2 separate regions of the Homo sapiens genome follow, and region 2 is linked to region 1. Evidence: chromatin contacts called from ENCODE Hi-C or POLR2A ChIA-PET data. All regions are on one chromosome and are shown on one strand. The core of a region is the stretch at or near the end of the contact, and the rest is flanking DNA. Distances in the headings are between cores, read along the strand shown.

Region 1 (4,175 bases), core at 1,664-4,163:
GTCCCCAGCCTTGCTTTTTACCCTGATTATTGCTAGCAAGTAGGCTAGTTTTAATTTAAGCTTATTCTCTGAGCAAGGGGGGATCAGGAAGATGCTTGTTGGGACTTATGTGTAACATTTTGGTCCCTTCCCCTAGGCAATGTATCTACCTTTATGGCAGATAATTTTGTCTCCATTGAGACCCAAGACAGACTTCTATCTTAAGAAAGAGCTGTATGGAACCTTTTACCTTACAAAGTGCCACTGTTCTTAAATGAAAAAAAAAAAAAAGTCAGCAGAAAGTATTTTTTACCTGTGCAAAACAGAAAAATTACTATATATATGTAGTAATTTATATATAGTAATATATATAGTAATTTATATATATAGTAATATATATAGTAATTTATATATATAGTAATATATATATAGTAATTTATATATATTTAGACTCAAGGGAACAAAAGACTCCAAATCTCTGAAATCAAGAACAAAAGACTTTATCAAGAAAGGACAGTATTGTTAAAAATGGAGCAAATGATAATAGAGGGCTACAATAGACCCTGTAGAGACTAAGTAAACTAATCTTTTTCCAGCGTGTACAGCAAAACATGACCAAGTGAAAATATAAAATCTTTAGTTAGATGCTCATTAATTATACAGTCATAGGAACTCATGTACTAAGAACACACAAACTGTACCTTGAATTTTTCCAAAATTATCAGTTAGCTAATAGGTGATTTTCTCTAATTAAGTCAGACCATTCACTCCTGCTCTATTAAGTACTATCTGTACCACTAAGCTTTTCCTTCATGTTCTTTATTTTCATGTTAAAAAGTTACCATGATCCAAAAGAAACCCTGTCGCTTTACTCAGGGCTTTGACACAGTCTTGCTAGGTTAATAAGGTGTCATTACCACCAAGTTTAAAAGAACCTAAAACATATACCCTGCTTGATATAAATTGCTTAAGCAGGTGTTCTCATGAATAAGTGTTCACTGACATTACTGAAATAAAAGGTTACTTTTAAAAGTGTTTAACATGTCAGAGTTTCCATATATCACATCTTTCATTTCAGTTGAGTCTATGGAAAGCATTTCTATAATCGTGAAAAATATTTTTGAGTCCCTAAGGATGGGGTCCTGTTAGAACAAGAAGCTTCTGATATTTAGATAGCTCATAGCATTTTTCTCTTTAAGCCATTGCAGATGGCAGAATCAAAAACTTAGACCTTAGAACATGGACTCAAACCATTCTAGAAGAGACACTTTAATATGACATTATTTTGGCCAAGATAGCTGTTTCTAAATAAAAATTCTTGTTTCCTTCCCCTCTGTATAGAACTTGTAATTGAGTATGGTACCTCAGTCTATTAAATGGGATTTATGTAATAAAGCTTTGAAAACTAGTGATATGCTAATACAAAATATTATTAGGTAACATTATTCTTATGTAATGCAGATATTTGCCCAGTGATCCTGAGCTTCCAAATATTTCCCACCCATAGATAGTTTGTAATGCAGATATTTGCCCAGTGATCCTGAGCTTCCAAATATTTCCCACCCATAGATAGTTCAGGAATAGCTGGAAACGGTTAGCTAGGCTTTAACGGGACCTTGATGCTGAAATAACTAAATATCCTATACTATGGCATATGATTAATTTACTAGTGTCAGGAGAGGCATTGAAAGAAAAGAGATATATTATTCATTTGTAAAGATATTCTTTGGTTTTCAGACATTCTCGAGAAAGAATATATCCTTTGCCACAACATCTTCAAATTTCCACTAAAATTCAGAGTCAATTTATGCATATTAAATTCATGTTTTTTATATATAAAATATATATATTTATATATATATATATATATATATATATATATCTGGAGTAACCTTGCCTAATTCACAAATGAACTGTCCAAATTAGAAATTTATAAGAGAAGATTTTTGCTATTACGAATGTCCTGGCCCATGGCAATGGTTCATACAGCTGTAGCCACTCTCCCAGTTTTCTTTTTTTTTGAGCCAGGGTCTCGCTGTGTTGCCCAGGCTGGAGTTCAGTAGCACAATCTCAGCCCACTGCAACCTCCACTTCCCAGGTTCAAGCGATTCTCCTGCATCAGCCTCCTGAGTAGCTGGGATTACAGGTGCGTACCACCATGCCTGGCCAACTTTTGTACCTTTAGTAGAGACAGGGTTTCACCATGTTGGCCAGGCTGATCTCAATCTCCTGACCTTAAGTCATCTGCCCATCTCGGCCTCCCAACGTGCTGGGATTACAGGCATGAGCCACCACAGCCGGCCACTCTCCCAGTTTTCATGGTGAGCAGCAATGCATGTTTTAAGAGTGGTGGCCTCTGAGGTAGCCAGGCCAGGAGCACAGACCACCTTTACCTGCAATACATGGCAGTTGTGCCATTAAACAAAACAATACTGACCTCATAAATGTTGGATTTCATCAGCACAGTCCTTTAAATAGTTGAGCTATAACATGTTTCTCTCTCTCAGGAGACTGCTGTGCCCCCTTTGTGGGAAAAGCCTCCCTTGGGAAGCAGTGGTTGTATGCTCAGTCCTCCCCTGGGAAGAACAACAACAGGCAACTTGCAGGGTTCCCTTCAGAATGTCTCTCTGAGTGCACCTGGCAATAAGCAGCACAAGACCCTGGGTGCTGAACCCTCTCAACAGCCTGGCAGCAACGAGACACTCAGAACTACCAGCCAGAAAGCAGAACCGCTTTGCTTGGGTCATTTCCACAACCGCCATGTCTTCCAGCAACAGCTGATTGAGAAGCAAAAGAAGAAACTTCAGGAACAGCAGAAAACAATTCTCGAGCTGAAGAAAAACCTGCAGCTGGCAGAGGCTCAGTGGGCAGCAGAGCATGCCTTAGCAGTCACAGAAGCACAGAGCCACCTGCTGTCAAAGCCCAGAGAAGAGGAACCAAGAACCTGCCAGATGCTTGTGAAGTATGTCTGTTCTATCAGAACTCGCTGGACTCATTTTAAGGGGTTTTTCACTTTGGGCTCCTGAGCTTCTTTGCCCTGCTTCTGAGCCCCATGATTGTTCCTTTTCCTTGATTTTGCACTCTCAAAGCAAAGAAGCCTAGTTATGACTAGTATATGACAGGCACAGATAGTCAAGGATGCCTGTAAGGATCCAGTTATACTGTTAGCATTTGGGTCACGGCTGCCTTTGAGGATCTCTGTTACTATGCCAGTTAAAGAGAAAAATGCTGTCTTGCTCTATTTCTGGGTTTCTAGCTATGTTAAGTGCTGAGAAGCCAAGTCAGACAACATCAGGTCCACATGGAGCAGCCCCTGGGCTGGCTTATTTCCTAGCTTAAATTTGTAGTTGTTAGGGATAAAACAAAACATCTTTGAGCCTCAAATAAGAGCCCAAGTTTCTCAAAAGCCACGTAAGATGGTTTCAGTTGTGCTTGAGACATACTCATTGCATGTGGTAAATGGTAGGATAAGATGTGGTGACACCTATGGATTTGAAGCATTAGGATGGGAGTCACAGTACCTGACTCACTGTGTAGACTCATGCCGATCACACAACCTTTCCATACCTCATTACACATATTTATGGAGTGGATATAATATGTAGTTATCTCAGAGAGTAGGGATTCATTAAGGTCTGTAAAAGGCTTTGAGCATCTCAGGTCAAAGGAGTTTGAAGGAAACTGGTTAGTAGTCTAAATTCCTTTCCTTTATTTTTTCCCTAGTTCACCTGTTGCTTCCCCTGGGACTGAAGGCAGAAGTGACTCCCGAAATTCTCTTTCTGGACTCAGAAGGAAACCAAAGCAATTGATGACACCGCATCCCATACTAAAAGGCAGGGCTGTCTCGGTGGTGGCCTTGGTGGTTGTTATCTTCTCTCCTAGAGTAGAATGTGTACACTGGGACTGAATTCTGGCAACTCTTGAGGTTTTGAGACTTGGCAGAACCTGACATCAAAAATCTCAGAATGGTAGACATGTGAGGAGTGGAGTACACCAGAGAGCCCCACTACTTTTTTCCTGCCCCTTTTGCCAACCTTTTTGGCATTCCCAGCCAACACACACACAAAAAAACATAGCTGAAAGGTATATCATTTTTCTGTAATTTGAGATTTGGATTGTGAAAAAAAAAGGAATAATTACACAAATGAGAAAACTCTGAGTAACTGCCAAGGACAAACACTGATAAAGGACACCTG
Region 2 (4,141 bases), core at 1,024-3,523, 170 kb before region 1:
ACCACGGGGGTCAAGGAGTCTACCAGAGACAGCTAAGTCAGAACAGAGTTGACTGCCTAGATGTGTGATTTTAGGCATGTCAGTTAATTTTCCTGTCTCTTGTTCCTACACAGAATTAGAGTCTATATCACTCTTTATCTTCCTTTTACTTTTGCCAAAGGAAGGCACTAAAAACATGCTGAGGAATATCTTGCCAGCATTTACAACTGCCCTTGAAGAGAGAATATGTGTTCTCAACACAGAAAGTTAGAAATAGGGTTCTTCCTACTACATTCACGCATTATCAAGATAGCATTATCATTAGGCACAATGTCTTCAAATGTTAAAGAAAATAAACATAGGATACTGAAACGTGAAAACCATGTTGCTGAAAATGAGTGATATGAGGTTCTTAACTCCTTAGAAGGCCTTTGCTTCATTCTGCTCACATAACAGCCTGACATTACTCCCTGCTTTTATATGTCAGACAAGCCAAGTTTTAGCAGTGCATATTCTCTTGGTCCCCTTATCCAAGGGAAGAAAAGCCTTGGAGTTCACATTCAACCCAGGAGTTCTAGTCTTAGGGCATGTTCAATATAGTTATGTCATATAACTAATACATTTATGCCCAATAAGTTATGGGCAACCTTGGATATGGAACCTAACCTCTCTAACCCTCTGTATTAGTTTGCTAGGGATGCCATAACAAAATTCCACAGGCTAGGTGAATTAAACAAGAGAAATTTATTTTTGCACAGTTTTGAAGGGTAGAAATCCAAAATCAACAGGGTGGCAGGTTTGGTTTCTCCTGCAAGACCCCTCTCCTTGGCTTGCAGACAGATGCCATCTTCCTGTGTCCTTTCCTCTGTGTGCACATTTCTGGTGCCTCTTCTTTTTCTTATAGGAAACCAGTCATATTGGATTAGGGCGTACCCTCCAGGCCCCATTTTAACTTAACTCACACTTCAAAGATCTTACATCCAAATACAGTCATGTTCTAAGGTTAGGGCTTCAACACTTGAATTTTGGAATGACACAATTTAGTCCATAACAGCCTCTATAAAGATGGCATCATGAAGACTGATGTAATATAATTTACAGAATGATTTCTAAATCATCTAAATGATTTCTAAATATAATTATATACAAATGTATTATTAATATTATTATTACTGTCATAATTATTATTCTCTCTGACATATTATCAGTCTTTTGGGAAGTTTAAATTTTCTTCTTTTGGAAGACTATACCATAGTGGTTAAGAGAATTAGGTTGTTTAGATCCAAATCTTGGGTCAGCCACTTGTTAGCTGTGTGACTTTCAGACATTATACTAACCTCCATAAGCTTTAATTTTCCTATCCATAAATTAAGGATGGTAAAAAATAGTACCTGCCTTGTAGGGTTGTTGAAAGGATTAAAAGGAGCAATGCATTAAAATGACTGGCTAAAAGTACATGCTCAATAAATGATGGTTGTTATCAATAGCAGTATTTAGACCTTGTTGATGCTGCTGCCTTCTTTCTCAGCCAGCAGAGGTCTCCATCATAGTCAAACAAGAGCTAGCTTCCCTATAACTGCACCGCAGTTGCCAAGCACATCCACTGTTGGCAGAGAAAACAGCCGAAGAATTACCACACTGACCAAACAGAGGAGAAAAAAAAGAGAGAGAGAACAGGAAATGGTTAGGATGCCACAGTAAAATGTAAGATGAACAGGTGACCATAAGTTAGGATTGTTTATGTTCTACTGCTGACTTTCACTGATATTGTCCTTGGTTGCATCTCACTTTAGCTTGTTCCAAACCAGTTTTAAAAAAGGTATCTATGTATATATCACAGAGAAGCAGTAAGAATGAATTGGCAAATATTTATGAAGTCCTCTGAAAACAAGAAGTGCTGCTAAGTAAACATTTAACATTTCTTACAGTATTAAGCTTATTTCATCCTTATTGCCAGTTATACGCCATGCCTCAGTTTTGCTACCTTTGTAATATGTTTCCTTTAACCTTCTTTTCCCAGACAGGCTTACACCTCCAAGTTCAATTATCCTGTCAATTGTGTTTTAAATTGTACTGATTTCCATTAACCAATTGTGGTATCAATTTGATGATCTGTTCCTTCTGAACTAATCATCTTTACACCCACCAAAATCTGGAAAGGCAATTAAACTGAGGAAGGTGAGAGTTATTCAAGAGAAATTAAAGCATAAAGGTAAAAACAGTGGAAAAACTAAGATTAAAAAGAGCACTGAGGAGAAAATATACATGTACTAAAAAGCACAGTATCCGAGCAGATAGAGAGACAAAGAGGAAAAGAGAGCGAGGTAGAAAACGGATACTGCCTATGCCTACTCCATCCCTCTTTCAGCACCAAGGACAGAACCTCTGAGCGGCTGACCCAAGCAACGCTCAGTTTAGGGTCCCTCCCAAATCCTCTAAAGAAAACGGATACATTCGAAAGCAGCTATGAAACATGCACTAAGGTCTAATAGGGAAGCTGGAAAAGCAGCACTCAAGTAATTTCACCTTAGAGGCAAAAATGGGTGATTTCTTTCTGTTCATTTCATAGTTTCTGAGTCCTGAGAAAGGCAAAGTTTGCTTTGCTTGGGTATGTCTGCTGTCAGTAAATGGCTGCAGGAGCCGAAGTGGTAAACTCCTCGGTCTCCAGAAATCAGAAGAAAATTTTAGGGTAAGTAATTTTTCTTTTCGTTTCTAATTTAGGACATAGTATTTTCCTCAAGGTTATTTAATCAGCTTGGGGTTCTGTGGATCTCTAAAAATATGCATTAAAACTCAATATCCACTCTTATTTAAAAACCAAAGCCCTGAGGAAATGGTTTTCTTTTTCTTCTAAGTGGTTGGACAGCAGAAACCTTTTATATTCCTTTTTCTTTTATTTTTTCCCCCAAAATTGTATCCTTGTGGGCTCTAGAAGCTATATCAAGGAAGAATTAAAAGATAGAAAACAAAAAGCTGTTATTATTTCTAGGATTTGTATGGAAGTTGATTGTATTCCTCTTAAGGATTTTACTTAATTGTAAGGGTCTGTTATTTTAAACTCCTCAATTCAGCACCCTGGCAATTCAGAGCTGAAGGTTTGGAGAGGCACTATTTTCAATGGTCTATTTAAAGTCAGGCTGTTTCTAAGTCAGAATCCAATTATTCCCAGCAGAGATATGTAGTACTTGAGATGATGATTGTGTATGTTTCCTTTGATGATGGTATATGATTTTTAGGGTATTGTTATTTAATTGTGAGACTTCCATTACTTGCTGTAGCTTACTGGGGCAACAGAAGTCATTGCAATTAGGTATTTGTTCCAGTTCATGCATTTAGTTTAATTGAATACCATCAAAATACATGCATGAATAATAATGCAGCAATAGCAAAGTGAAACTTGGATTCTAAACTCATTGTGCATGACTATTTCACTTTATAGGTGAAGCCTTTGCTTACTGATACTAAAAGGTCTGTAAAATATCTGTCCTTAGATAAGAGTGAAGAACCACTGCTTGACATGGCATTAGGATGTCTTATAGTCAAGGAGAAGTAGAGACAATGTGAGAAAGATTCTTACTCGGCACTCATTTATTTGTAGTTGAATATTTTCAAGGGTCTGTATGGCTAGCAGTGAGCAAGGGTATTGAGCAAGGAAAATACTGACAGTATCCAAATGGGTGCCTAATATTAAAGCATCCATACAGAAGGCTATTTGTTATGGAATATACATTAAAGCAAATACCGAACAGTTTCTACTCAATATCAGATTCAATTTCTAATGCATTGAAGTTTGTCATCAATTAATATTTGCTTATTGATTGATTTATTTGCTGAGTTCCCCATTTTATCTCTGATTAGAATGGTAGGATGCTCAGTCTCTAGAGGTTGTGAAGGAAAGTGAGTATGCTCTGCTTTACTAGTCAGGTTTAATGAGGGGAAAAAACTGTTATCTTAGCTACTCAGTAACCAGCAATAGTTTTTCTCTGTACATTTACCAACAATGTAAATGTGCCCAAATACATAAATATGCTATGTATTGCAATCCATTTGTGAATCTTTTTCAGGAAAATAGGCAGCAATTTGCAAGAAGAAAGTAGCATAGAAATGCTAAAGACTATCTCTAATAATAATAACAATGTAACTCCCACTGGCTCTATGAGCA

The links. Hi-C counts contacts between places; a loop is a spot of excess contacts on that map. ChIA-PET counts read pairs that join two places held with the same protein, here RNA polymerase II (POLR2A). Pooled maps may share reads with other maps.
Region 2: a loop to region 1 is called in a pooled map, with 2.2 times the contacts of the local background. The contact joins the promoter of DRD3 here to the enhancer-like site in region 1. A Hi-C loop is called at or near these places in 1 of 50 pooled maps. POLR2A ChIA-PET finds 5 or more read pairs at or near these places in 2 of 52 experiments (B cell and naive thymus-derived CD4-positive, alpha-beta T cell).

The regions. Positions count from the first base shown.
Region 1 is chr3:114,004,274-114,008,448 of GRCh38, reverse strand. CCDC191 (coiled-coil domain containing 191) reads left to right here. Exons shown (of 17, transcript NM_020817.2): 10 at 2,487-2,941; 11 at 3,703-3,812. All of the region lies in intron 1 of LOC105374048 (a long non-coding RNA gene), which reads right to left. Among named protein-coding and RNA genes, the nearest start is that of CCDC191, 50 kb to the left of the region's middle. RefSeq lists enhancers at 2,665-2,714, 2,945-3,074. Within about 2 kb of position 2,913, at least 3 of the 41 ENCODE cell types and tissues checked have a DNase peak (open chromatin) inside an H3K27ac peak, as active enhancers do; they include B cell, where a contact is called at or near this core.
Region 2 is chr3:114,177,184-114,181,324 of GRCh38, reverse strand. DRD3 (dopamine receptor D3) reads left to right here and starts at 2,273. Exons shown (of 7, transcript NM_000796.6): 1 at 2,273-2,668.